Linked DNA regions of Homo sapiens: regions 2, 3, 4 and 5 are each linked to region 1. Evidence: chromatin loops called from intact Hi-C (ENCODE). Cell type or tissue: heart left ventricle. All regions are shown on one strand.

Evidence for each region. Hi-C counts contacts between places; a loop is a spot of excess contacts. Peaks named below come from ENCODE experiments on the same cell type or tissue, not always from the same donor. Only the 100,000 strongest peaks of a DNase experiment are listed, where the experiment ranks them.
Region 2: a loop joins it to region 1, with 13 times the contacts of the local background. A loop is called at or near these places in 91 of 110 quality-filtered maps.
Region 3: it touches region 1 in a loop (2.5-fold over the local background); 6 of 110 quality-filtered maps call a loop at or near these places.
Region 4: a loop joins it to region 1, with 3 times the contacts of the local background. A loop is called at or near these places in 21 of 110 quality-filtered maps.
Region 5: a loop joins it to region 1, with 3 times the contacts of the local background. A loop is called at or near these places in 2 of 110 quality-filtered maps.

The regions. Positions count from the first base shown.
Region 1 is chr17:31,840,226-31,845,225 of GRCh38, reverse strand. No RefSeq gene overlaps it. Among named protein-coding and RNA genes, the nearest start is that of COPRS, 17 kb to the left of the region's middle. In heart left ventricle, a CTCF peak has its summit at 2,481 (motif pointing right); DNase peaks (open chromatin) are centred at 1,995 and 2,505; H3K4me3 peaks cover 710 bases; H3K27ac peaks cover 532 bases.
Region 2 is chr17:31,435,272-31,440,271 of GRCh38, reverse strand. All of the region lies in intron 3 of RAB11FIP4 (RAB11 family interacting protein 4), which reads right to left. Among named protein-coding and RNA genes, the nearest start is that of RAB11FIP4, 46 kb to the right of the region's middle. RefSeq lists enhancers at 2,628-2,737, 4,173-4,673, 4,674-5,000. In heart left ventricle, CTCF peaks have their summits at 2,618 and 2,817 (motif pointing left); a DNase peak (open chromatin) is centred at 2,811.
Region 3 is chr17:31,739,650-31,744,649 of GRCh38, reverse strand. No RefSeq gene overlaps it. Among named protein-coding and RNA genes, the nearest start is that of COPRS, 120 kb to the left of the region's middle. In heart left ventricle, no CTCF peak of the experiment used is centred here; no DNase peak of the experiment used is centred here; H3K27ac peaks cover 2,182 bases.
Region 4 is chr17:31,531,860-31,536,859 of GRCh38, reverse strand. RAB11FIP4 (RAB11 family interacting protein 4) reads right to left here. Exons shown (of 15, transcript NM_032932.6): 15 at 1-5,000. MIR4724 (microRNA 4724) reads right to left here and starts at 1,977; the gene lies at 1,889-1,977. RefSeq lists an enhancer at 1,050-1,349. In heart left ventricle, a CTCF peak has its summit at 3,057; no DNase peak of the experiment used is centred here.
Region 5 is chr17:31,449,654-31,454,653 of GRCh38, reverse strand. The region is part of intron 3 of RAB11FIP4 (RAB11 family interacting protein 4); the gene reads right to left. Among named protein-coding and RNA genes, the nearest start is that of RAB11FIP4, 60 kb to the right of the region's middle. RefSeq lists an enhancer at 1-449. In heart left ventricle, no CTCF peak of the experiment used is centred here; no DNase peak of the experiment used is centred here.

The sequences.
Region 1 (5,000 bases):
TTCTTGGAGTGTCCCTGGGGAGCTAGGTCTTCAGAGAGTGATAGATGTTAGTGCTTGTAGGCAGTTGGGACTGTCTTGCAATGCCCAGGCCTTGGCTGGGCGCGGTGGCTCACGCCTGTAATGCCAGTACTTTGGGAGGCTGAGGTGGGTGGATCACTTGAGGTCAGGAGTTCAAGACCAGCCTGGCCAGCATGGCGAAACCCCGTTTCTACTACAAATACAGAAATTAGCTGGGTGTGGTGGTGGGCGCCTGTAATCCCAGCTACTCGGGAGGCTGAGGCAGGAGAAATGTTTGAACCCAGGAGGCAAAGTTCGCAGTGAGCAGTGAGCCGAGATCACACCACTGCACTCCAGCCTGGATGACAGAGCAAGGCTCTGTTTAAAAAAAAAAAAAAAAAAAAAAAAAAAGACACCCTAAGCATTCTAAGAAGCTGATGGACCCAGAGGGCCCAGGGAAGACTTCTGAAGATGGACGGTGGATGACCTGATGCCCACCCCCACTTGCCTCCCTAGCATGACTCCAAGTAAGTGAGGAGAACCCAGAAGGCCTGGATGGAAGCTCAGGGTCAGAAATTAGGATAGTTAGAAGGACAGAATTGCTTCTTGTGAACCCCCAAGATGCAAGAGATGCCAAGTTGCAGAAGCCTGGACATGAGTGTTACAGCTGGGGTTCTGGGGGCATCATCAACTAGATCAAGATGATGTATTTGAGGTATCATCATTGGTTGATTAATACCAGAGTGCTAATAATTTTTGTTTTTATTTTCTATTTTGATGAAAAACTTGCAATTTTTGTACTGTAGTGGAACCAACAGGATTGTGCTGTTCACAGTTTGTATAGGTAGTTTTATGTTTTTTTTTTTTTTGAGACAGTCTCGCTCTGTTGCACAGGCTGGAGTGCAGTGGTGGGTTCTCAGCTCAATGCAACCTCTGCCTCCCGGGTTCAAGCGATTCTCCTGCCTCAGCCTCCCAAGTAGCTGGGACTACAGGCGCCCCCCCCACCACGCCCGCCTAATTTTTGTATTTTTAGTAGAGATGGGGTTTCACCATATCAGCCAGGCTAGTCTTGAACTCCTGACCTCAGGCGATCTGCCCGCCTCAGCCTCCCAAAGTGCTGGGATTACAGGTGTGAGCCACCGCACCCAGCCAATTTTTGTATTTTTAGTAGAGACTGGGTTTTGCCATGTTGGCCAAGCTGGTCTTGAACTCCTGGCCTCAGGTGATCTGCCCGCCTTGGCGTCCCAAAGTGCTGGGATTACAGGCATAAACCACTGCATCCTGCCAGTTTTATGTGTTTTTGATGGCTCCCACTTGTTTCTGTCTGTTTTATGGCTTTTCTCCTGTTGGGAAATTCTGGGGCAATGTAGCCCTTCATCCCAGCCCCAGCTTAGCTTGGTGCTGTGTTTCCAGTAGGGTTGGTGGTCATAAGACCTCCGGAGGTTATGATGGGCAGTGCTTCCCCAAGTTTTACTCTCCACACTTGTGTGCCTGGGCTAAGACGGGCCTTTCCAGAGAGGCTTTCTTTGCCTTCTCACAAGCAGACTGTGTAGAGGCTGCAGAGACCAGGCTCTCTGTGTCCAGAAGCAACCTGCTGGATTCAGCAAAGCCCTGCTGCCTTGAGGAAATCTGAGACTGTCTCCTTGGGAGATGGAAGTAAACTCATGGGCTAAGTAAATATCTTGGCGCTGCACTGCCCTTGGTTTTCCGGAGTTTGCATTCTTGGGCCCAACTTTTCACAGGATGGTTGGAATATGGAGAAAGAGAAAAAATAACCCTGGCTGTGGCCCATCTGGATTCTGCCTCCTAGTTTTCCCAGAAAAGATTTTCCACCCAAATAAATGAGAATAATGGAATGGAGGACTGTGTGTGTGTGTGTGCACTCCTGAGTGTGGCAGGCCAAGGAGGAGAACTATCGGGTGGAGGGAAGAGAAGTTGGAGGGTGGAATAGGAAGGCAGGAGGCAGGGCTGGCTCCCACGTTGTTGACTTAGCAAGTCTGGCTGCAAAGCCAAGGCCTTCGGAAAGAACGGCCTCCCTGCTTTGGGCAGTTTTCCAGGACTGAGCTAGATCCTGCATTGTTTATGGGCAGGACAGTTCAGTTGGATTCCTGCGCACCAAGGTTTGGAGAATGTCACCAGGATCTGCCCTCTGTGATGGCCCATGGAGTAAAGTATGACCATGGTTTTAAAAGAAGATACTTCCTCCCACCTCACAGGGTTTTCTAGTCCTTCTCGCCTTTGAGTCAGAAAGAGAAATTTCTCCCGGAGGCACGCTCCACGTTGTAACCTTTGCAAGGTGCAGTTGGTTTTCCTTTTATTTTCTTTTTTTCTGGTCAGGTGGTTTTTATTTCAAAAGCAATCTCCTCTGATACCCTCTCATTAGCTGTTGAACAAATGTGGCAGATACAAGTTAGAGCCGTGCATTTGGCAGCTGAATTCAGGCAGGCGCCTGAATTTCTCTGGGCTGCTGCCTGTGGCCTTATTCTGTTTGTCCAGCAGGTGGCAGTAAAGACCCACTGACTCCGCTGTCTCCGTAGGACCCACCGACTCTGCTGTCTCTGGTGCGACCCACATCCAGGGGCTTTGGAGGAGAGGCTGAGTCTGGTTCAGCGTTACCTTCCTGTTAGCTGGCTTCCTGCTGGCTGGCAAACCCACCTGCGAATCCTCAGGATTTACTCCGGATTTACAGCTGAGTTTTCTCAGAAGCGGTTACTGTGAAATCTAGGGCCAGGGTCATCATCATTCCTCCCAGCACCTGCCTGAATCCGGCACGTGGTAAGCGCTTCACAGATGCCTGCCGACATCAGCCAAAGTGTGTGCATATGGGAAGGAAGGTGGAAGGCATTGTGCTGCGTCCCTCTACCGGGTCACATGCCAGGTGTTTTTCTTATGAAGTAGGGTTTATAATTCCCACTTCAGAAAGAGAAATCGAGGCTCAGGGAGGTGAAATAACTGACCAAAGGTCACAAAGATAGGCTGTGACCCAAGTCAGCTGACTCCAAGTTTTCAGCCTTGTATGCTTGCCGTACTGAGGTGGGAAACATTTAGATTCAGCGAGAGTCTAGGATGAACTTAGTTTTAGAAAAGCAAGGGAATTTAGTGTAGGTGTGATCTTTATTCATTAACGTATTTCTGGGCACCTGCCATATGCTGTGTACTGAGGAGGAAGAGGTAGAGGCTGTAGTTCCTGCTTTCATGGAGCTCGGAGTGGAGTGGGGAGGCAATGGCACACAGGTCATCACAACACCATCCATAACCATGGAGAGGGTAAGCCCGGGGTGTGGGGGAACCTAGAAGGGTTGGGGGATAAAGGAGACCCCTCAAAGGAGACGGTCTCTCAGCTGAATTCTTTTTCTTTTTTTTTTTTTTTGAGACAGAGTCTTTCTCTGTTGCCCAGACTGGAGTACAGTGGCATGATCTCGGCTCACTGCAACCTCTGCCTCCCTGGTTCAAGTGATTCTCCTGCCTCAGCCTCCCGAGTAGCTGGGATTACAGGCTCCTGCCACCATGCCCAGCTAATTTTTGTATTTTTAGTAGAGATGGGGTTTCACCATGTTGGCCAGACTGGTCTCGAACTCCTGACCTCAAGTGATCCGCCTGCCACAGCCTCCCAAAGTGCTGGGATTACAGGCTTGAGCCACTGCGCCAGCCTCAGCTGAATTCTTGAGGACTTGCTGGGCAAGTAGTGGTGGGGGTGTCATCTAGGCAGAGAGAGCTGTGTGTGCAAAGCTCCCAGGTGTGAGAGGAGTTGAAGTGTTCAGGGGGAACTGGCAAGGGAGGTGGTGAGGGATGAAGTCTGGTAATCACAGGGCTTTGAAAGTCATGCTGAGGGGCTTGAAAGGTTTTTAACAGGTATGTGACATGGGCAGATTTTCATTTTTGGAAGATTATTCTAGTGTCTGGCAGGGAGTGGCAGGAAAAGGCTGAGACTGAAGGCAGGGAGGCCAAGCTAGAGGCTATAGTCTAGCAAGAGAGGATGGTGACCTAAACTAGGGTAATGGCTATGGAGATGGAAGGAGGTGGACAGATTGGAACTATTTATAGAAGGTAGAGCTGGCAGGAGTGGGAATAGATTGCCTGTGAGGGGAGGGCAAGGGAGAGAGAAGACTCTGGGATGAGCTTGAGGTCCTGAGTGGAGCAACCAGGTGGATGGAATAACCTCTTAAGTGTGAATGATTTTTATAATTATTATGTACTTTCTTTTTTTTTTGAGACGGAGTCTTGCTCTGTCGCCCAGGCTGGAGTGCAGTGGTGCAATCTTGGCTCACTGCAACCTCCGCCTCCCAGGTCAAGTGATTCTTCTGCCTCAGCCTCCCAAGTAGCTGGGATTATAGGCGCACATCACCACACCCGGCTAATTTTTGTATTTTTAGTAGAGACGGGGTTTCACCATATTGGCCAGGCTGGAGGCTGGTCTTGTACTCCTGACCTTCTGATCCGCCTGCCTCGTCCTCCCAAAATGCTGGGATTATAGGCATGAGCTACTACGCCCAGACTCATATGCACTTTCACATCCACTCTTTCAAGAGGATGGTGCTCCATGTTCCAGATGTACTGCTGCATTCTCAGCGTTTGGAAGACCCGCCCCCACCTCCAGGATGGTGTAGTCCTGCGCCTTGACCTTGTCCAGGTCTGGCCTCTAGGGTCCTGTTTTTCCCATGCTCTCCTCTCTCCCAGAGCAGATGCTCAGGGAATGGCACTTTTCTTACACAGGGTGCCTGGAGTGGACACTCTGCTTGCCTCTCCCATATTCATTCCTCTTCTGTTGGTGACCATCCCTTTCCCATGCAGCCCTTGAGCTTTGGGGAAAGCTAATCCCACCCCTGCACATAGAGGCAGGGCACAGGGCTCAGGACTCAGCTAACTCTCATAATTGCAGTCCTTGTCCTCTGTATTCATTTCCCAGGACTGCCATAACAAATTACTACAAATTTGGTGGCTTAAGACAACAGAAATGTATTCTCCCATAGTTCTGGAGGGCAAAAATCTGAAATCAGGGTATT
Region 2 (5,000 bases), 400 kb after region 1:
TCAACATTAGGAACTCAAAGTACTGGCCATATTGAGGAAGTAAGAGTGCCAGATCTCTACTCCCACCAAAAGCAAAAATAAGCTCCAGGTGGATAAAAGAGCTAAGCATAAATACTTCTTTTTCTCAAAAGTATCTGAAAACTATATATAGGAGAATATGTTTATAGCCTGGAGGTACAGAAGGCACAAAATGATACACAAAATGCAAATGGCATAAAAAGGTTGATAAATGATGACATCAGAATTAACATTCTGTGTAATAAAACACTCCTAAAACAAGATTAAAACACAAGCAAAATCCATAAAGATTGATAATCAGGATATATAGAGATTTCAACCTGTTGCTGTGGCTCACACCTGTAATCTCAGCACTTTGGGAGGCCGAGGTGGGCAGATCACCTGAGCACAGGAGTTCAAGACCAGCCTGAGCAACATGCAAAACCCTGTCTCTACCAAAAACAAAACAAACAAACAAACAAACAAAAAAACAAAAATTAGCTGGATGTGGTGGCGTGTGCCTGTGGTACCAGCTAATTGCGGGGCCGAGGCAGGTGGATCGCTTGAGCCCGGGAGGCAGAGGTTGCAGTGAGCTGAGATTGAGCCACTGCACTCCAGCCTGGGCAGTAGAGCGAGACTGCCTCAAAAAACAAACAAGCAAAAAACAGAATATACAGAGATTTCTTATAAATCAATAAGGAAAAGACAAACAACCATATCGAAAATGGGCAAAGAATATGAATAGCTAATTCGTAAAAGCAGAAATCCAGAGGGTATGGGAAGATAAGAAAAAGATGGTCCGCCTCCCTAGGAAGCTGGGCAGCACAGAGGACGGCAGCAATGGGCTTTCCTCCCCTCAGGCTGCTAGGCCGGAGACCAGCAGGTGGATGGATGGCTTCCGGGGTTGGCGAAGGCCATGGGGAAAGGGGCAATCTCATATAGTGCTTGGGTGATACAAATGGTACAGGCTTTGTGGAAGAAAATTTCATCCGTATCTGTTAAAAAACAAAATCTACATACCCTTTGACACAGCAATTCTGCTTCCAGATACCTAGTTCTAGAAATACTTAGAGACACACCCAAGGAGCATGGATAACGATGCTTGCTGTGGGTGCTGTCCTGGGGGTGAAAAGGAGGAGCTCAGCCTGAGCCCTGAAGCCACTGGGTGGACATGGGGCTGGCTGTCATGAAGGGTGAGGTTCAGGCAGTGGTAGAGGGTGAAGGGCCCCCAGGAAGCTCAGTGCAGGTCCTTCTCCTTTGGGCTGGGGCAGAAGGAGTCAGGGAGGCTTCCTGGAGGAGGCGGTACCTAAGTAAAAATTTTTTTTTTAAGAGAAGCAGTCTCACTATATTGTCCAGGCTGGTCTCAAACTCCTGGGCTCAAGTAATCCTCCCACCTCAGCCTCCCAAAGTGCTGGGATTACAGGCATGAGCCACCACTCCCGGCAAGTAAGTCTTAAAAAGGTGAGTAGACGTTAGCTCCTGACAAGGAAGCGGGAGGGAGGACATCCTAGGAGAAAGATAACACTCAGAGGCAAGAGAGAACATGGCTTTCTCAGGAAACGGGGAGCGGTTTGGTATCGCCAGTTTTAGGTGTGAGATGCACCATGGTGAGAGATGAGGCTAGAGTAGTGGGTAGGAGCTGATGTTGGTTTTCATCCCTTGGTAAGGACGGGTCCCAGGAGCGGGATGGGGGTGTGGAGAGAGGAAGGCTGAGGACAGGAGGACGCCCGGTCAGTGGGTGGCAGTGGCTGTGATGGAAGGGGGAGGCAGGGGTGAGTGGGGAACAGAGGACTCAAGGCAGCTGCATGAGGAGGCGCTGAGGATGACTCTCTGGGTTGGAGGCTACTGACACCATTTGCTGGCGTGGTGGCTACACAGGAGGGGCAGGTGGCTGGATGCCCTCTCCATTTCATCCACCATAGGGTGGATGAACAGGGCCCAGGGCCTTACAGCACTTGTAGGATTAGGGTTCACATTACTGCCTGCTGAGGGGTGACCACGGGCCCCTAGCAACTATCCCATTGCCTTTAGCACCCGAGTGTCGGGCTCTCCACGTGTCTCCATGCCCCCTCCCCACGGGGGCCCCTATAGCATATGGACTGGGGGCTGATGGGCAGCCTGAGCAGGACAGTCTCAGAGGGACTCCCAGGGCGATTCCAGGGACCCCATGCATGGACCCAGGGAACCTGGGGAGTCCTTCAGGACACACCTAACATTCCCTTTGACCAGAAGCAAATTTCCCTGGGTCAGGAAACTCTCTCAACAGCCTGCTCAACAGTTGGGGTTCCCAAGCCTCAAAGTTTCCCTCTGCCAGGGTCTCGCAGGGCTCTGGGGACGCAGGTGGAGCCACATCCAGTAAGGTCAGGAACTGGTGCATCCAGGCATCAACTGCCCGGGATAGACTTGCACTGGCCTGAGGTCTGGACAGCAACCCCAGGGGCCCCTGCTTGATGCCCAACGCTAGAGGCTTCTCGGGGCCTGGGAGGGGGTCAAGAAGGGCAGGGTGCTCTCAGGGGCCAGGTGGCAGCTGCTGGCCCACCAGCCAGCACTCAAGCATTCACTGCTTTAATTACGAGCCACATCCAGTGGTTAAGTCAGAGGTCTCCGTCCACACCCTGAGGGGAGGGGGCTGTGCCCGAAAAACAAGCTTCACCTCCCAACATACACGCATGGCACAGGGATGGAGCGCCTGCCATCCCATCTGTGTGTCATCCCCACACCTCCTCAAATCATGCCTCAGGTTTGCGTTCCCTGGGGGCATCTGGGAAGCCTACGTAGTGATCCAGGCACCCGCTTCTTCTCAGTCTCAGACTGACCCCTAGGGGACAGCTAAGACACAGCAGGGCGCAGAGAGCCGGGCCTGAGAAATTCGGACCTGCCCAGTCCAGCCCACTCTGACACCTCATCTGCAGAGCTGTGGTCTTGACCTTGCTATTACAGGAGCCTAAGCCAGGAAGAGGACTCATTCACAATCCAGAAGCCGTCTGCCCCGTCAGGCTGGTCTTCGGATTGTGCCCCCTTCCTCTCCCTGCCAACACGCAGAAGCCCATGGTAGGGAATGGAGTCCAGGTCAACCAAGCAGCCCCAGCGAGCATAATGAACAAGGCTGCCACTGTGTCCACAGCTACCGCCATCTCACTAGGCTCTGGCCAACCAAGCCGGGGCCAGACCTCCATGGAGGGCAGAAAGGAGTTCACCCACGAGAAGCTTAAAATCCAAAGCATTGGGAGGCCGAGGCGGGTGGATCATGAGGTCAGGAGATCGAGACCATCCTGGCTAACATGGTGAAACCCCATCTCTACTAAAAATACAAAAAAAAATTAGCTGGGCATGGTGGCGGGCACCTGTAGTCCCAGCTACTCAGGAGGCTGAGGCAGGAGAATGGCATGAACCCGGGAGGCGGAGCTTGCAGTGAACCGAGATTGCACCACTGCACTCCAGCCTGGGCGATAGAGCAAGATGCCGTCTCAAAAAACAAAAAAAACAAAAAAAACAAAAAACAAAAAAAAACAAAAAAAAAACAAAAAACAAAACCCAAAGCAACAAAAACCTATAGGATTGCAAAGTCCCATGAAGAAACAAGGAGAAGCACCAGGCTTGCTGAGATAGGCTGACGCGGTCTTTCTTTCTGCTTTCCCATAACCTCTAGACTTTGGAGGAAAGCAATATCGGTTTACAAAAAAGAGTACCTTGGTGGAGGCCCACTCTTCTGCACCCCCTGCTCATCTTTTCTCCATGTGCCACCTTTTCCAGAGGTGTGAATGGCAGAATGTGGGGGCCACAAAAGCAGCCAAAGACTACAGGGAACACGTCACCCCTACCCCAACTCCCACCCCCTCTCCCCAGGCCTCGGCTCCACTCTGCCCTCCAGTTCCTGGGGCAGGGCTTTACTTTAACATAATTTTGCAACACCAGTATCCGAGGGTAAACTGAAAAATGCAAATGGTAACTTCAGCACCATTTTCTTACAGCAGCAGGCGGCGAGGAATTAGCACGTATTAGGGGTCTGTCTTCCCACTGAACTTTCACAACAGACCCTCCAGATTGGCACAGCAAGCCTTGTTTTACAGTTGAGGACACTGACGCTCAGCGGGGTTGAGAAGAACGTGCTCAGGTTCCATGGCCTGTCCTGGGTGGCCCACGTGGGTATGGACCCAGTCCTGCACACCTCTGCACGCTGCCTCCTGCTCAGCAATCCAGGAAGGGCCCCCCCAGCAAAGTTCCTGGGGCACTCAGTATTTGTCCCACAGTGGAGGTCCTCTTTCCTAATCCTGGTTCCATTAGCTGGCCCCAAATACATATTCAACCCCTGCTTGCTGGACCCATCAAGACAGGCCTGGAGCCATCACTGCTGGCATGGGCATGGGCCTGGGGCCCAGCTATCTCCACGCATCCCTGAGGGCTCTTGCTTTGAGCACAGCAGCCTGAGGCCTAGCCACCTGACTCCCAGCCTGGGGGCCCTGGCCCACAGTTGGTGCCTGGCTTTGGTCTCTGCCACCATGGACTTGGCAGCCCTCAGCACTGTGTCCCTCTCTGTGGACTGTCCCTCCTCCAGTCCTGCCCAGGGAACCTAACCCTGACCCCACGACCCAGCTGGATTCCAAGAGGCCTACCATCAGCCAAAGTGGCCTCTGGGGTCCTGGATCTCCTTCAGCTATAAACATACTCATGTTTTGGGGTCCAGAGGAGGCACCCATCAGAACTGGGGAAAAGGTTTGGGGGTTGGGCTGGGTAAGAAATCAAAATCATCCTCTTCTAGTTCTGGGTGTTGCCACCAGGAGGGACCTCGCTGGTTGTCAGCTTGTGCACCTTCAACTGTTTCTCTGTAGGATGAAGCTGCACTGCTTGGAAAACTAGTTCAAAGTTTCATAAGAAACACACCATTAGGCAATGATAACAGAAAAACAGAGCCTTGGGGACTGTGGTCTTTGTCCCGCTTCCTGATACAGAGCTTCAGGATGGGGTTGGTCACCAGAAAGACCAAGCATACAATAAGGTGGGAA
Region 3 (5,000 bases), 100 kb after region 1:
GTCAGCCCCATGTGATATATTTCAGCTTGAGTTTAGTCCCAGAAAAAAAAGCTTGTGGCCACAGCTGCATGCGAATGCTTTCTGTCACCAGAGGACAAAACCAATGTAAAGTGAACATTTTTTCCACATAGGGCCAAATATAGCATCCAAGTCGGAAATTGGCATTCTTCAGGTGTCTGCTGGTGTCTGCTCTCTCTGCTACCTTTATGGTCTTTGTTCCTTTTTGTCCCTAATAATCACAGTCACCATTGTGTTTAGTTTTGTGAGCCTCCTAAATGTTTTTGGAATCAGAGTAAATTCAAGGGAAGTAAATAAATAACGTGATTTGTTGATTTGTTTTCCCTTATGTGTTCATTGTCTCAGCATGGAAGAGAAAAATGCATAATTGAAACATAAACTTTGTCTGATTAAGATCAAATGAGATCAAATAAAATTCTCTTATTCATCCTCCTTTTTTTCTCTTTGCTCTCTTTTCTGTGTTCCTCCCTCCCTCCCTCCACCCTCTCCTCTTTCCATTGTGAAAAAGTGTTTGATCCCTTTTCTGAAGGGGAAAGATAAATGTTGGGAGCTCAGAAGTGGCTGCTGCAACATGCCTGCTTCTCAGCTTCCTCTGGGGTGGAAATGCACTTAAAACTTTCAGTTTGCAAAGTGGCTGCCAAAGCCACAGCATTGGGAGGGAGGAGGGGACTCCGGATCTGGGAGGACAAGCTGGAGCCAGGCAGTGGGGATGGGGGTGGGTACATCTTGCAGAGTCCATCCCTTGGGAGTACCCTGGAGGCCTAAAAGGGAGTGTCGGTCTCAATGGTTAAGAGTGTAGACCCCTTGACTTCAGCCTTGAGTGAGTTTTAGCTTCCATCCTGTTACTCTATTAAAACCCATAGAAGTTCCCTGTTTCCTTTCTTTTCTTTCTTTCTTTTTTTTTTTCAGAGAGAGTCTCACTCCGTTGCCCAGGCTGGAGTGCAGTGGTACGATCTCGGCTCACTGCAACCTCTGCCTTTCAGATTCAAGCGATTCTCCTGCCTCAGCCTCCCGAGTAGCTGGGACTACAGGTGCATGTGACCACGCCTGGCTAATTTTTTGTATTTTTAGTAGAAACGGGGTTTCACCGTGTTGGCCAGGATAGTCTCAATCTCCTGACCTTGTGATCCATCTGCCTCAGCCTCCCAAAGTGCTGGGATTACAGGCATGAGCCACTGCGCCTGGCGTCCTTCTTCATTAAGGTCAACCTCTTTCTGGCTTGCAAAACTCTCCATAATCTAGTTGCATCCTGCCAAGAACACCTTTATCACTATTAACACCCAACACAACCCTTAGCTTTTGTTTTCATCTTACACTCCCAACACAGACACACACATTCTATTTCACTGGGTTTGAACAGAAGATCTGAACCTTTCAGCCCACTTCTCCCTGCTCTAGATTTGGGGCAAGCCCTATAACCATTGTAAGCCTTGGGTTCTCTTCAGGCAATGGAACAAGTGGATATTTACTGAGTTCTACAAGCACGGCATCTATTTCCATCTGTACTGTTTCTTTGGTAACCATACCCTAATTTTCCTCTGGGAACATCCCCACCTGACTTTTGGTCCATGGACCTCTGGGTGGAGTTAGTTCATGCTCAGCTTCAAGAATAGAATCTGTAATCTAGTCTAAAGCTAAACAGTGCAGCCCCAGCTTCCATTCTCCCTGATCGGTTGGTTGGTGGGCAGGTGACCTAAGGTGGTGAATCTCAGGGCTTGTGCTGGAAATGCTGGACACAGATACTTGCTCTTTTCAGCTGGATTTATTTATTTATTTATTTATTTATTGAGACAGTCTCACCTCTGTCACCCAGGCTGGAGTGCAGTGGTGCAATCTCAGCTCACTGCAGCCTCCATCTCCCGGGTTCAAGCAATTCTCCTGCCTTGGCCTCCCAAGTAGCTGGGATTACAGGCACCTACTACGCCTGCCTAATTTTTGTATTTTTAGTAGAGATGGGGTCTCACCATGCTGGCCAGGCTGGTCTCGAACTCCTGACCTCAAATGATCCACCTGCCTCAGCCTCCCAAAGTTCTTGGATTACAGGGGTGAGCCACCGTGCCTGGCTCAGCTGGATTCGAATTTGGAAGGATGTGGTTGCGGTAGCTGAACTGCAGGATCAGGTCTGAGAAGGCACCATCCCGAGGGAGCAGAGCTGAGCTAGGGAGAAAGAACCTGGTCCCAGCCAATGTTGGAGCACTGTTTCCCCCAGCTAGAATGACTGCTGCTACCTGGGTTCCTTCTCTCCTCCCTCTGTCCAAATCCTTCCTGACCTTCCTGACCAGCACAAAATCGCTTCCTCTGGGACTCTGATCACTGACCCCTCCAGCCCTCATTGGTACCTATAACCCAGGACATCAGTGACACCACCCAGTTCAACTCCTGGTTATATGTGGGCCTCTGTGGCTTCTAGTGGGCTATTTAGGTGTTTTCAATAGAGTGAGTGTTTCTTTGAGGTTAGGCCTCTGTGAATCCTTGGTGTCTAGCATGGTCTAAGTACCCTGGAGGTGCAGAATCCATATTTCCTGTTCGGTGTCCTTATGGGCCTTTTTTTTTTTTTTTTTTTTTTTTTTTTTTTTGCAGAGGTTGTGTTTTTGAAGCATCTAACACTGTCTGGCACACAGAAAGGCAGGTAGGGCCATGAGAACAGTGTGGGCTTTAGATTCAAATCCCTGTGTTGCCCTGTAGAGCTGTGTGACCTTTGGCAAGTCACCTAAGTTCTATCAGCTTCTGTTTCTTCAGTGTAACATGAAGCTACAATATTTCCCACACAGACCTTGTATTTTTTTTAAATAGTTGGTGTAGCGGTGCTAAGTAGATGTGTGTTCCTTCCCCTGCCTTCCCAATGCTGGTGGAGGCAGCTATTACACAGACGAGATGCAGAGACAGTTGAGAGATTGATACGTTGGGGTCTGGAATATTTGGGGATAACTGGCATTCCTAGACAATCTCTAAGTTTGCTTTGGTCAATGGTACTGACCCAGAGCCCTCCATATCCAAAGGGGACCCAGGCTGCTAGTAAATAAGTAATGACTAAAGAACTATTCAGCCAGGCTTTATTTGGACACAACTGATATGCCCAAATCCAACTCAAGGCTCACTTCAAACATTGCCTCCTCCAGGAAGCCCTTTTTAATCCCTCCTTAATCCCAGGACCTGGACATATCTTTCTGTTTAGTTTGATTGGTTTCTTTTCTTGATGGGGAGTGTCAGCCAGCACATAGTAAACTCTTATTAATCGTTTGTTGAACAACTGAATGAATACATTTTCATCCAGTACAGGGGGTCTAAGGAAACAGTGAAGTGCCCTGTAAGACTGAAGCAAGAAAGAGATCCAGAGGGGATCGCAGAGAGTCCACAGCAGGCTCTCTGGATAATGGAAAGGGGTCCTGATTTTGCCATTTTTCTTCCCGCTCCCAATTTTACATAGCATAACCAGTGAGCACTTGAGCTTGAACTTAGATCTGGGTTAAATTCCTAACTCTGCCACCTACTAGCTGAATGACTTTAAGTAAGTTACTTGCCCTCTCTCAGCCATCAGGATGCAGCCCAGTTAGCTTTCATTATGGCTTTGCAGAAGCAGCCCTCCTCCAAGGCGTCACCTTCCCCTCGTGCCCCTTTGGGGCTATTCTCTTCCCTCCAGGCTGCCTGCCATTTACACATCTGAAAAATATGCAGGCCAATGGAAATACACATCCTCCAATCTGCCTGCTCCTCATGCAGGGAATTAAAATCTGTCTCATCGTCCCACTTTGGAATGCTGAGTATTTGGTCAAGGATTCAGCTTCCCTTTTTTATGAGGCTTTAAGAAAACCCAAATTAAACCCTGATTTGTTTTTAAAGATCGGAATCTTAATCTTTCAGCATTTGGCTCATTTTCTTTACAGGCTTAGAAAGCAACATTAAACAGATTATGTTTCTTAGTGTACTCTGCTTTTTCTCTGGTGTGTGCTGGGGGGTGGCACATGGGGCAACATTTTGTCTCATAAGAGAAAACTTTAGAGACTGCTGTGTGTCTTTCTGTACTATTCTAGCTTGCTGTGTGACCTTGGCCAAGCCCCTTGACTTCTCTGAGCTTTCATGTCCTCATCTGTAGAATGAGAGGGCTGAACATTAAGGCCTGTGCACTCCTCAAGGGCAGGAGATCATATAGAACTCCCATATTTCAAACTGGGGCTCAGAGAAGGGAAGAGTCTTACCTAAGGGCACACAGCCATTTAACGGGCAGAACTGGGTAAGGGGTTCTGGCTTCTAGGACAGCCCTCTATTCACTAGAAACCCTACTTTCTCTGAGAAAGAAATATGGGGTCAATATACAATGATTCCTGTATAATTTTTTCTTTTTTTTTCCCCCGCTCTTTTTGCCCAGGCTGGATTGCAATGGCACAATCTCGGCTCACTGCAACCTCCGTCTCCCTGGTTCAAGCGATTCTCCTCCCTCGGCCTCCCAAGTAGCTGGGATTACAGGCGTGCTCCATCACACCTGGCTAATGTTTGTATTTTTAGTAGAGATGGAGTTTCACCATTTTGGCCCGGCTGGTCTTGAACTCCTGACCTCAGATGATCCACCCACCTTGGCCTCCCAAAGTGCTGAGATTACAGCCATGAACCACTGCACCTGGCCTGATTCCTGTATAATTTTCAAACTCTTTCCCTTCATGAGTAGAGTCCAGTAGACTTCAAGATGAGGTTTGTGTTTTAGATGCTGTTAAAAAGAAGGAAGAGAAGGAGAATTGAGAAAATCTAGAAATGAGGATAAGACATGTTGCCACTATTCTGTGGTTCATTGTCGGATATACCAAGAAGAAAAATCTTTGATTCAAACCAAAATGGTATGAGAAGCAGCAGATCTCATGACATCTCCTCCAGCCTCTGATAATGGCCTATCGGGTAACCGACTATCCCAGTTTGCCCAGGACGAAAGAGTTTCCTGGGACCTGGGACTTTCAGTGCTAAAATCTGGAAAGTCCTGGAAAGTCTACGTA
Region 4 (5,000 bases), 310 kb after region 1:
CTTTTAGAAACAAATCTTTCTAGAAGGCAGCCTATTTTCTCTGGTGGGTAGCAGAGAATATGGCAGAAGGGCCTCAGAGTTGTCCTGCCATGCAGGTAGGGCAGGCTCCTGGTTCCAGCCTCTCCCGCTTCCTGCTGGCTGCCCCATTCATGTGTGCACCCAGGGCAGGAAGTGAGGACCTGGCAGGTCCCTAGGATCAGCGCTCAAAGTCATCCACTGACGGCATGGCCCTTCTAACTTGAGGCCCCTTGGCGCAGCAGACCTCAGTCTTCCTAGCCAGCAGCGTCACCCTAGAGGGGATTTCCTGGGTCCCAAAGGGAGGGCCAGAGTCTGGGAGAAAGGACTGTGGAGGATACCAGCACTGAGTCCTAAGTGGCCCCTTTCCTCAATCTAGAATCCACAGTAGCCCTTGAGAAAGAGTCGCTGTGGATCTGCTGGGCAACCAAAGTCATTTTCTTGGCATGGTGACCACGCAAAACTTTCCTGGTATGATCACATCGAAAGTTACTTTTTGTTTTTTTAAAAAAATAAAGACAAGAGTTTCACCATGTTGTCCAGGCTGGTCTCGAACTCCTGAGCTCAGGCAATCCACCTGCCTTGGCCTCCCAAAGTGCTGGGATTACAGGTGTGAGCCACCGTGCCCGGCCTAGAGTTAGTTTTTAAGTTTAAATTTGCTAATGCATTAAACCCCACCACACACACAGGACACAGAGGGCTTCATTTCTCCCAGTTTCACCTGGCCCTGCTGGCCCCTGGAGGCTTCTGCTAAGTCCCTCATTGGAACCAAGAACCCGCGCTTCTGTCCCCGCGCCCCCCCCCCCCAACTCCCCTGAACACCAGCACCAGTGGACTAGCACCTGGAGTGTCCGGTGTGTGAGTAGGATGCTGGTTTGGCTAACAGGGAACGAGCTGGGACTCCCTTTATCAACCCAGTCAGGAAACAGACCAGAAGCAAAACCCACAAAGACAGTATGTCCTCCTGCTCAGCTATGCAAATAGGTGGCAGCTGTTTCTGCGGCTGCTTTCAGGGGGACAGCCCCACCTGTCAGTTCCCTGCTGACTCTGTTCTACCTGCTCTTTGAGATGAGCCTGTAGCCAGTATATCCCAACACATGCCACCCACTGATTCCAGGGGCACCAGGCCAAGGTCCTGCCCACCCACTCTGGTCTGCTAACCTCCAGGCTGGTGAGAACAGCTGGATCCACCAGCTCCTGAAGGCATCTGGCCTCCCATCCTGCAGGCCAGGACCATTCAACAACAGGAAAAGGAACCCTCCCAGCAAGAGAGCTCACTGTCATTCAGCCACGGGCTTGACAAGCCCAACAGCCACTTTGACCAGTTTCCTCTACCTCTGGCCAACGACCTTGCAGGACAGGGCAGTCTCAACCTCGGACTGCATATCATCACCTGGGGAGGTCTTTACACATCTCGATGCCTGGACCACACCCCACACCAATTCAATCCGAACCTCTGGGGGTTCAGCCCAGACAGCAGAAGCTTACAAATCTCCCCAGGTGATTCCAATGCACAGCCAAAGCTGAGCCCACTGTTTTAGGCCCTCGTGCAGGTTCTTGAGCTTTTTTTTTTTTTTTTTTAACTTTTGGTAGAGACAAGGTATCACTATGTTGCCCAGGCTGGTTTAGGACTCCTGAGCTCAAGTGATCCGCCTGCCACTGCCTCCCAAGTGCTAGGATTACAGGCGTGAGCCACCATGCCTGGCCTGTTCATGTTTTAATAGGTCAGAAATAAAGTCATGAAAAGGAATTTCTCTGTGACAGTTCGCAAAGAATTCTACCAATTTAAAATAAAATAATCTAGGATAAACTCTGGCCAATTCAAAGCTAAAAGAAAAAAACATTTTTACTAGAAGTTTCTTAAAGCCTCTCAACGCACAGGGACTAGCTGAACCAGAAGGTACTTCATTTTCTAATAGATAATGTACACGAAGCTCACTCCTGGTTCAGTTCATTTTGCGTGGCTTCCAACTGAACGCAAGGGCAGCTCAGGGCCATGTAAAATCTGAGTCTACTACAGAAACCCTCGCCCCACCCCCAAAACACCTCTAAATTTCAGATAAGTTACTGCTAATCCCTACTCGGTAGGGTTGCCAGGTTTAGCAAAAACAATAAAAACAAACAAAAAACCCAAGTAGGACACGCAATTAAATTGGAATTACCTGAGCAGCTCTTTAAAAAATCCCATGCCTGGGCTACACCCACAACAATCAAACCAGAACGTCTGAGGATTCAGTCTAATCATCAGAATTTTTAAAATCTCCCCATTTCAAATATGTCCTGGCCAGGCATGGTGGCTCATGCCTGTAATCCCAGTGCTTTGGCAGGCTGAGGTGGGAGGATCACTTGAGGTCAGCAGCTCGAGTGAGGCAACACAGTGAGACCCTGTCTCTACAAAAAATAAGAAAAATTAGCTGGGCGTGGTGGTGCATGCCTGTAGTCCCAGCTACTCAGGCAGTTAAGGCGGGAGGATCGCTTGAGCCTGGGAGTTCAAGGTTGTGGTGAGCTATGATCATACCACTACACTCCAGCCTGGGCAACAGAGCAAGATCCTATCTCTAAAAATAACATCTGTCCCATGTATTAGATAGAACATATTTATTCTAAAATTATTTTCTATCTGAAATTCAAACTTAACTGGGCATCCTGTCTACTACCTCGCAGCCCCACTACTGAGGGGTAAGGGCAGAAACAAAGATCAAGCTCCTACCACCTAGGCTCTGGGACCTGCCACCAAGGGGTCTGGGATCTGCCAGGGGCTGTGGAGCTGGGACACCTGGGGCATCTGCCCCCTCAAGCTAGCTTTTGAGCCCAGAAGAATATTTTTACAAACATACACCATCTTTAAAAGCCAAGCAACAAGCCAGGTTTTACAAGAAATGTATTCTGGCTGAAGAAAGTAAGGTTGGACTTGAGGTGTGTGTGAGCTGGAATTCAGCCCCCCATTTAAAAGCCAGGCCTGCTCCAGAGGCCCCTCTGGCACTGCAGCAGGTCCCGGGGGCCTTTCAGACGCCGGCTCCCTCCGGAGCCTGTTCCCATGGCGCCCCTTAGAGGGAGGAGCCTGAAGCACGCCCCAGGCTGCCAGCTGCTTCCGCCCACCTTTCCCGTGGCAGAGATTCCTTCCCACGTTGTGACTCAGGCTGTGTAACCCAGGCCTCTGCAGCCTTCTCTGAAATTCCAATGCAGCCAAAGGGCAGATAACATTTTACAGATAAAATACTCAACCCTGGGGTAAGGCCCCCACGCACCAGTACTCCTTCTGACCTAACACCCAGGCCAAAGCTATGTCAGGATCTGTCTTGTTCCTTTCAGCCGTGGCCACTCCTTCCTATTGGCAAATTCTCAAGAGACCCTCTCCTCATGCCTTCTTCCACTGCCTCTTCGCAGAACCCTTGGGGGAGCCCAAGGAGACCCGCGTCCTAAGGGGCTGAGAAACTCCTAGAAGACCGACTGCCTAGCCTAGTCTTCCCAGTGTGGGTGGCTCCAAAGTCCTGGGTCAGACCAGTGCAACCCCATTATGTGCAGCATGAAACTAATCCCCAACAAAAGATTAAAAAGAAGCCACGAGATCCAACAAATGCAAAGGCTGATTGGAATGGAATTGAAGGTTGGTCCTGGCCACAGCCCTGCCTCTGTCAAGCAGGTGTCACACCCAAGTCCCCAGATCCCCTCTCCTCACCCTCACTGCCCTCTCTTTCTGCAACTCCCCCTCCACCGCCCTTCCCAACATGCCCAAACCTTCCTTCTCATACTATAAGATGTGCTGAAGAAAGCAAGAAACTGCAGGGGGAAGAATAAGACCACACACGTTTATATATATTTGGATTAAGAAAATGAATCACAAGCCATATAAAATTGAGATAAATTGGAAAACTCTAAGGTAAGTACCATGTCTATTCCCAGCTGCCTAGAACAAAGATCCATTAAAAATCCATGGTGTGAATTTCCACCATGGGTCAGAAGGATGGAAGACTAAGGTTTTCCTGCAACTTTCCCAACCGCCTCCCACCAGTGCAGCGAGTGCTCCCCTGGCTGAGAATCAAATACAGGTGTGTTTCTAAACGCTGGAACGAAGCAGTCTTGCTGCCACACGAGTGGAGCCCGGAGCTAGGATTCTGAAATCCAAACCCAGGCCTGCCATCACCAGGCTGCGTGGAGAATGAAGACAGGGAGCCAGGCAGACGGTTTCTCCGTGCATCCATCTTAAGATGCAGCCATGGGAAGGAAACTGACTGGGATGGGAGTTGTGTTCCTCCCCAAAACTCATTTCTTTGGTTGCCCGATGTCAACTCCTGCCTTAGACACCCATCCCAAACCCTCCTTCTCCTTCATTTTTATCCCTTCATGTTACAATGACGCAGTGAATGCTGCTTCATTGTCTTAAAACTGAAACAGAAACGGGGAGGTAGGTAGCATGGATGGGGGAGTGCACGAACTCTATAGGTACAGGATGAGGATGCCCCGCACTAGCTGCTATGAAACCTGAGTCCTCTGTTCACTCTGCACACACATCACAGAGGGCTGCTGGCCGGTGGCCAAGGCATTTGGTGAGGGCCCCATCTCATGGACCCTCCAGATGCCCCTTCATCCTCTCTGAGCTTGAACACTGGGGCTTGAAAGGTGGCCAAAGAGCTGGCGAGGACACAAATATGGGGCATTCAAACTCCTAGGAAAGATCACAATTTTGCTCCCACTCCCAAGGGGACTAGGAGTGGGGTGAAAGAGCCCATCGTACTAGAGCGAATGTGAATCCTTATCCCCAGAGGTAGAATCATTTTACCCAGTACCGGAAACACGAGCTTCCAGTTCTTGTTTTTACAGTAACTCCTGATAGCAGACCTTGCCTCCTCCCACTTCCAGTACCCTCTGCCCCTTGCAAAGGGGCCACAAAGTGCATGCACGGCTAACCGTGTGGATGCTGCCCACAGCCACGGCCACTCACCCCTCGCTCGTGTGCACAGCCTCCCCACATATACACGGGTACA
Region 5 (5,000 bases), 390 kb after region 1:
CCTCGGCCTCCCAAAGTGCTGGGATTACAGGCATGAGCCATGGCCGCCTGACTGAGTTTCCATCTTAAGAATCAGACTTAGGCAAGGCACAGTGGCTCATGCCTGTAATCCCAGTGCTTTGGGAGGCTAAGGTGGGCAGATTGCTTGAGGTCATGGGTTCGAGAACAACCTGGCCAACATGGTGAAACTCCATCTCTATTAAAAATACAAAAATTAGTTGGGCGTGGTGGCACATACCTGTAGTCCCAGCTACTCGGGAGGCTGAGGCAGGAGAATCGCTTGAACCCAGGAGGCGGAGGTTGCAGTGAGCTGAGATCGCACCACTGCACTCCAGCCTGGGTGACAGAACGAGACTCCATCTCAAAAAGAAAAGAATCAGACTTTATGCTCTGTCTTCTATGACAGCCATTTTCATTTTCCTGGTCAGGAAATGGAATGTAGCAATGATCTGGTTGAGAACAGCTGTTTAATCTCTCTAATACAATGTTGGAGCATTTGCCCTCTGGCTCGGCAGGTGTGGTTTTCATGTGATCAGGCCAGTCTCTGCCCTGGGAGAATGGTCTGACAAAGGGGTGGGCTCAATTCTTGAGAATGCCCAGGGGCTGACTTTTCTAGCTAGTGCTAGAGCAGCAGGTGGCTGTGGGTGGGGCTGGGGGGGATGCGGTTGTGGGAGGAGGACTGGGCCCCAGGCCTTGCTATCAGCACCTGGTCACCACCCCTGAGTCAAAAGATATTCAATGGACCATGATATGTCTCACAATCTATGCATTGTGAGTTGAGAAATGCCAGTATTTTCCACAGTGCGGAGAGCCTTCCATGCACTTTCTTTTCTTTTCTTTCTTTTTTTTTTTTTTTTTTTTTGAGACGAGTCTTGTGCCCAGGCTGGAGTGCAGTGGTGCGATCTCAGCTCAAGTGATTCTCCTGCCTCAGCCTCCCTAGTAGTTGGGACTACAGGCATGCACCACCACGCCCAGCTAATTTTTGTATTTTTAGCAGAGACAGCATTTCACCATGTTGGCCAGGCTGGTCTCGAACTCCTGACCTCATGTAATTCACCTGCCTTGACCTCCTACTTCCATGCACTTTCATGTTTCATTTTGACAACGACCCTGGGAGGAAGACACGAGTTACAACCTCCATCTAGCAAGTGAAGAAAGTGAGGCTCAGGGAGGCTAAGTTCCTTGTTCGGCGTGGCCCAAGTAGTATGTGACAGCATCAGGATTCAAACTCAGAACTCTTGGACTCCAAAGGTCCCAAACTCTCCCCAGGTTTGTTTTTTTTTTTTTTTTTTTTTTTTTGAGGTAGGGTCTCTCTCTATGGTACAGGCTGGAGTGCAGTCGTGTGATAATATAATAGCTCACTGCAGCCTCAACCTCCTAGGCTCAAGTGATCCTCCCACCTCAGCCTCCTGAGTAGCTGGGACTACAGGCACACGCCACCATGCCTGGCTACTTTTTAATTTTTTTGTAGATATGGGGTCTCTCTATGTTGCTTAGGCTGGTCTCCAACTCCTGGGCTCAAGCAATCCATCCACCTTGGCCTCCCAAAGTGTTGGAATTACAGGCGTGAGCCACCGTGCCCAGCCTCTCCCCAAGTTTAAATGAACATTTTGCCCCCAGGGCCAGTCAGGTAGGCCTATACCTGTACTCCTGAAACCAAAGCTTGGAAACCTCTCGGTAATGCCTCCCAGTTCCCCGCGGGGTCAGCTGCCCCATCCCACACTAGGGCAATGAACTGGGCCTGACTTCCAGCAGGGGCAACATCCCCCAGGAGTCTGCCTGAATAAGAGGTGCACAGAGAGGAAACAGCAATGCCAGAAGCAAGTGGCTGAGCACAGTTCCTGGCAGAGAATCCGTCTTGTCTGTCACAGTAACAGAAATGTGGAGACAGAAACCTAGCAGGCCTCACCACATGCGGAGGTGACAGTGACTGCTACAAATAACACTTGCTGCTGGATGGAGGGAGGAGGGGCAGAGGAGGCAATGAAGGGACCCCTCTGGCTCTTTCCGCGTGGTCCCATGGCATGTAGGGGGAAAGATGGCACAGGACCTGCAAGTTACAAAAGCGCTGCTAGAGAGATCTGAGGTCAGCAGCACCACCATTGCTGATGAGCAGGCTAGGAACGCAGACCCAGGCCTGTGAACCAGAATCTGCATTTTCTTAAGATCAGTGATTGACACGCACAGGAAAGCGAGAGAGCCCAGCTGCAGAGTCTCAGAGAATCCAGGCACCCCCTTTCTAATCCCCCAGAGCACTGAGGCAGGGCATGATTTTTACAGCCTTTGAGCTGGTCCTCGGAGACTCCTAGGTGGGAGCCCATCCCTCCCTGACAAAGAGTCAACATTCCACATCTGAGATTCATCCATCTGCTTGTGCAACAAATCTGCACCAACAGCCTCTCTATGCCAGGCACTGTGCAGCAGTGAATGACACTGGCAAAGCCCTGGACCCACGGAGCTTACAGGCCAGTGGGGGATGACAGGACACACATAGATGATCAAGACTGTGCCAAACAAGATACAGTTGGAGAGAAGAAATAAGTTCTAGTATTTGCTAGTACAGCAGGGAAATTATAGTTAATAATTTCTTGTATCTTTCAAAAAGCTAGAAGAATTGTAATGTTCCCAACACAAAGACAAAGGTTTGAGGTAATGGATATCCCAGTTACCCTGATTTGATCATTACACAACATATGCAGTTATCGAAATATCACATGTATCCCAAAAACATGTATCACTATTACACAGCCATTAAAAAAACATGCAGCTAACAGTGGTGCATACTCAAGGAAATAAGCAGGGTGCTCTGGCAGTGATGGGGGCAGGGTGGGGAGGGAGTTTCTTGAGAGGGTGGTGGGGGAAGGCTTCTCTGAGGAGGTGACATTTGTGCTGAAACCTGAAGGGCACAAGGGCAGCTGTGCAAAGATTTGGGGGACAAGGGTTCTAGGTGAAGGGGAAGCCAGGCAAAGGCCCTGTGCAGAACTCGCTTGGGCAGTTTGAGGAACAGAAAACAGGTCAGGGTGGCTGAACAGTGAGAGTCACCGGGAATCTGGGAGGGGCAAGGTCAAAGATTCAGGCAAAAGTGAAACCTTCGAGGCCACAGTGGGAAGTCAGGGTTTTGGATTTTGTCACTGGAGGCTCTTATGCAAGGGAGAGGAGGATGGGACTTACAATTTTTTTTTTTTTTTTTTTTTTTGAGATGGAGTCTCGCTCTGTTGCCCAGGCTGGAGTGTAGTGGCGCCATCTCGGCTCACTGCAACCTCCGCCTCCCGGGTTTAAGTGATTCTTCTGCCTCAGCCTCCTGAGTAGCTGGGATTACAGGCGCCTGCCACCATGGCCAGCTAATTTTTGTATTCTTAGTAGAGACGGGGTTTCACCATGTTGGCCAAGCTGGTCTCGAACTCCTGACCTCAGGTGATCCACCTGCCTCAGCCTCCAAAAGTGCTGGGATTATAGGTGTGAGCCACCATGCCCAGCCACTAGGAGTTACAAGTTTTAAAGAACACTCCGGTGTCATATGGACCACAAAAAACAAGAGAGAATGCAGGCCATCGGGGCACAGGTACAGGGTGCGGCTCTGCTGGGACTGGGGTGTAACCTCCAAGGTGGAGGGAAGTGGATGGCTCGGGACATAGTTTGGAGGTAAAACCATTAGGCTGTGATGATGGGTTGGATGTGGAAGGAGGAAAGAAATTAAGGATGACTTGATCCTTGGTCAGAGTGACCAGGTAGGGGAGGTGGTGCCATTTACTGAGATGGGGAGCCTGGGGAAACATTCTTGGGGCTGAGGGGACGGAGCTGGATCAGATCAAAGGGTGTAGCCTGGAACATGGTGGAAATGCAGAGGGTGCGCCACAGGTTTGACAGAAGAGACTGGAGCCGAAGGCAATGTCGGAGGGGAAAATACTATCTTGGGAGCCCTCAGGGTAATGGTGCTTTTAGAGTTCTGGGACCAACCAGCTCCCCTGGGGAGTGGGCAGGCAGGAAGCATAGGGGTGAGGACGAGGCCTGAGACCCAGCGCCATTTAAAGGGACCCAGGAGGAGGGCGGGCAAGGCTGAGGTGGACAGATCACTTGAGGCCAGGAGATCGAGACCAGCCTGGGCAACATGGTGAAACCCCATCTCTACCAAAAATATGCAAATTAGCCGGGTGTGATGGCGCCGTCCTATAATCCCAGCTACTTGGGAGGCTGAGGCAGGAGAATCGCTTGAACCCCGGAGGCGGAGGTTGCAGTGAGCTGAGATCACGCCACTGCACTCCAACCTGGGTGACAGAGGGAGACTCTGTCTCAATAATAATAATAATAATAATAATAATAATAATAATAATAAAGCCGGTGGCGGGGGGGTGGTGTGCGGGGAGAAAAGCAGCCTGAGAGGTAGGAGGAAGGCTTGAGCTAAAAGGACGATCTGAGAAGGGAGAGGTTGGCTGTGCCAGGCCCTGCCCAGGGTTCCAGTAAAATGTGAATGGAGCAGAGGACACTAGAGGCTGAGAATGGCAGGGGAAGGAGAGTAGGGAGACGTTTGTTAAAAGTACAGAGTTACAGTTCTAGAGGAGGGATAAGTTCCATTGTTCTACATCACTGTAAGATGACTATCATTAACAATAATACAGAGTTTTCAGTAGCTAGGAGACTATCGAGTGTTCCCAAAATGAAGAAATGATAAATGCCGGAGATGGTGGATATGCTAATTACCCTGATCTATTCACCACACACCATCACTATGTAAAAATGTGACTAGAGAACTGATGCTTGGATTTGGCCAGTGAGAAGTTCCTGGTGGCCAGGCAAGGTGGCTCATGCCTGCCATACCAGCACTTTGGGGGTCTGAGATTGGAGGATTGCTTGAGGCCAGGAGTTTGAGGCTGCAGCAAACTAGGACTGCACTACTGCACTCCAGCCTGGGGAACAGAACAAGACCCCCATCTCTACAAAAAATAAAAATAGCTGGGGATGATGGCAGATGCCTGTGGTCCCAGCTACCTGGGAGACTGAGGT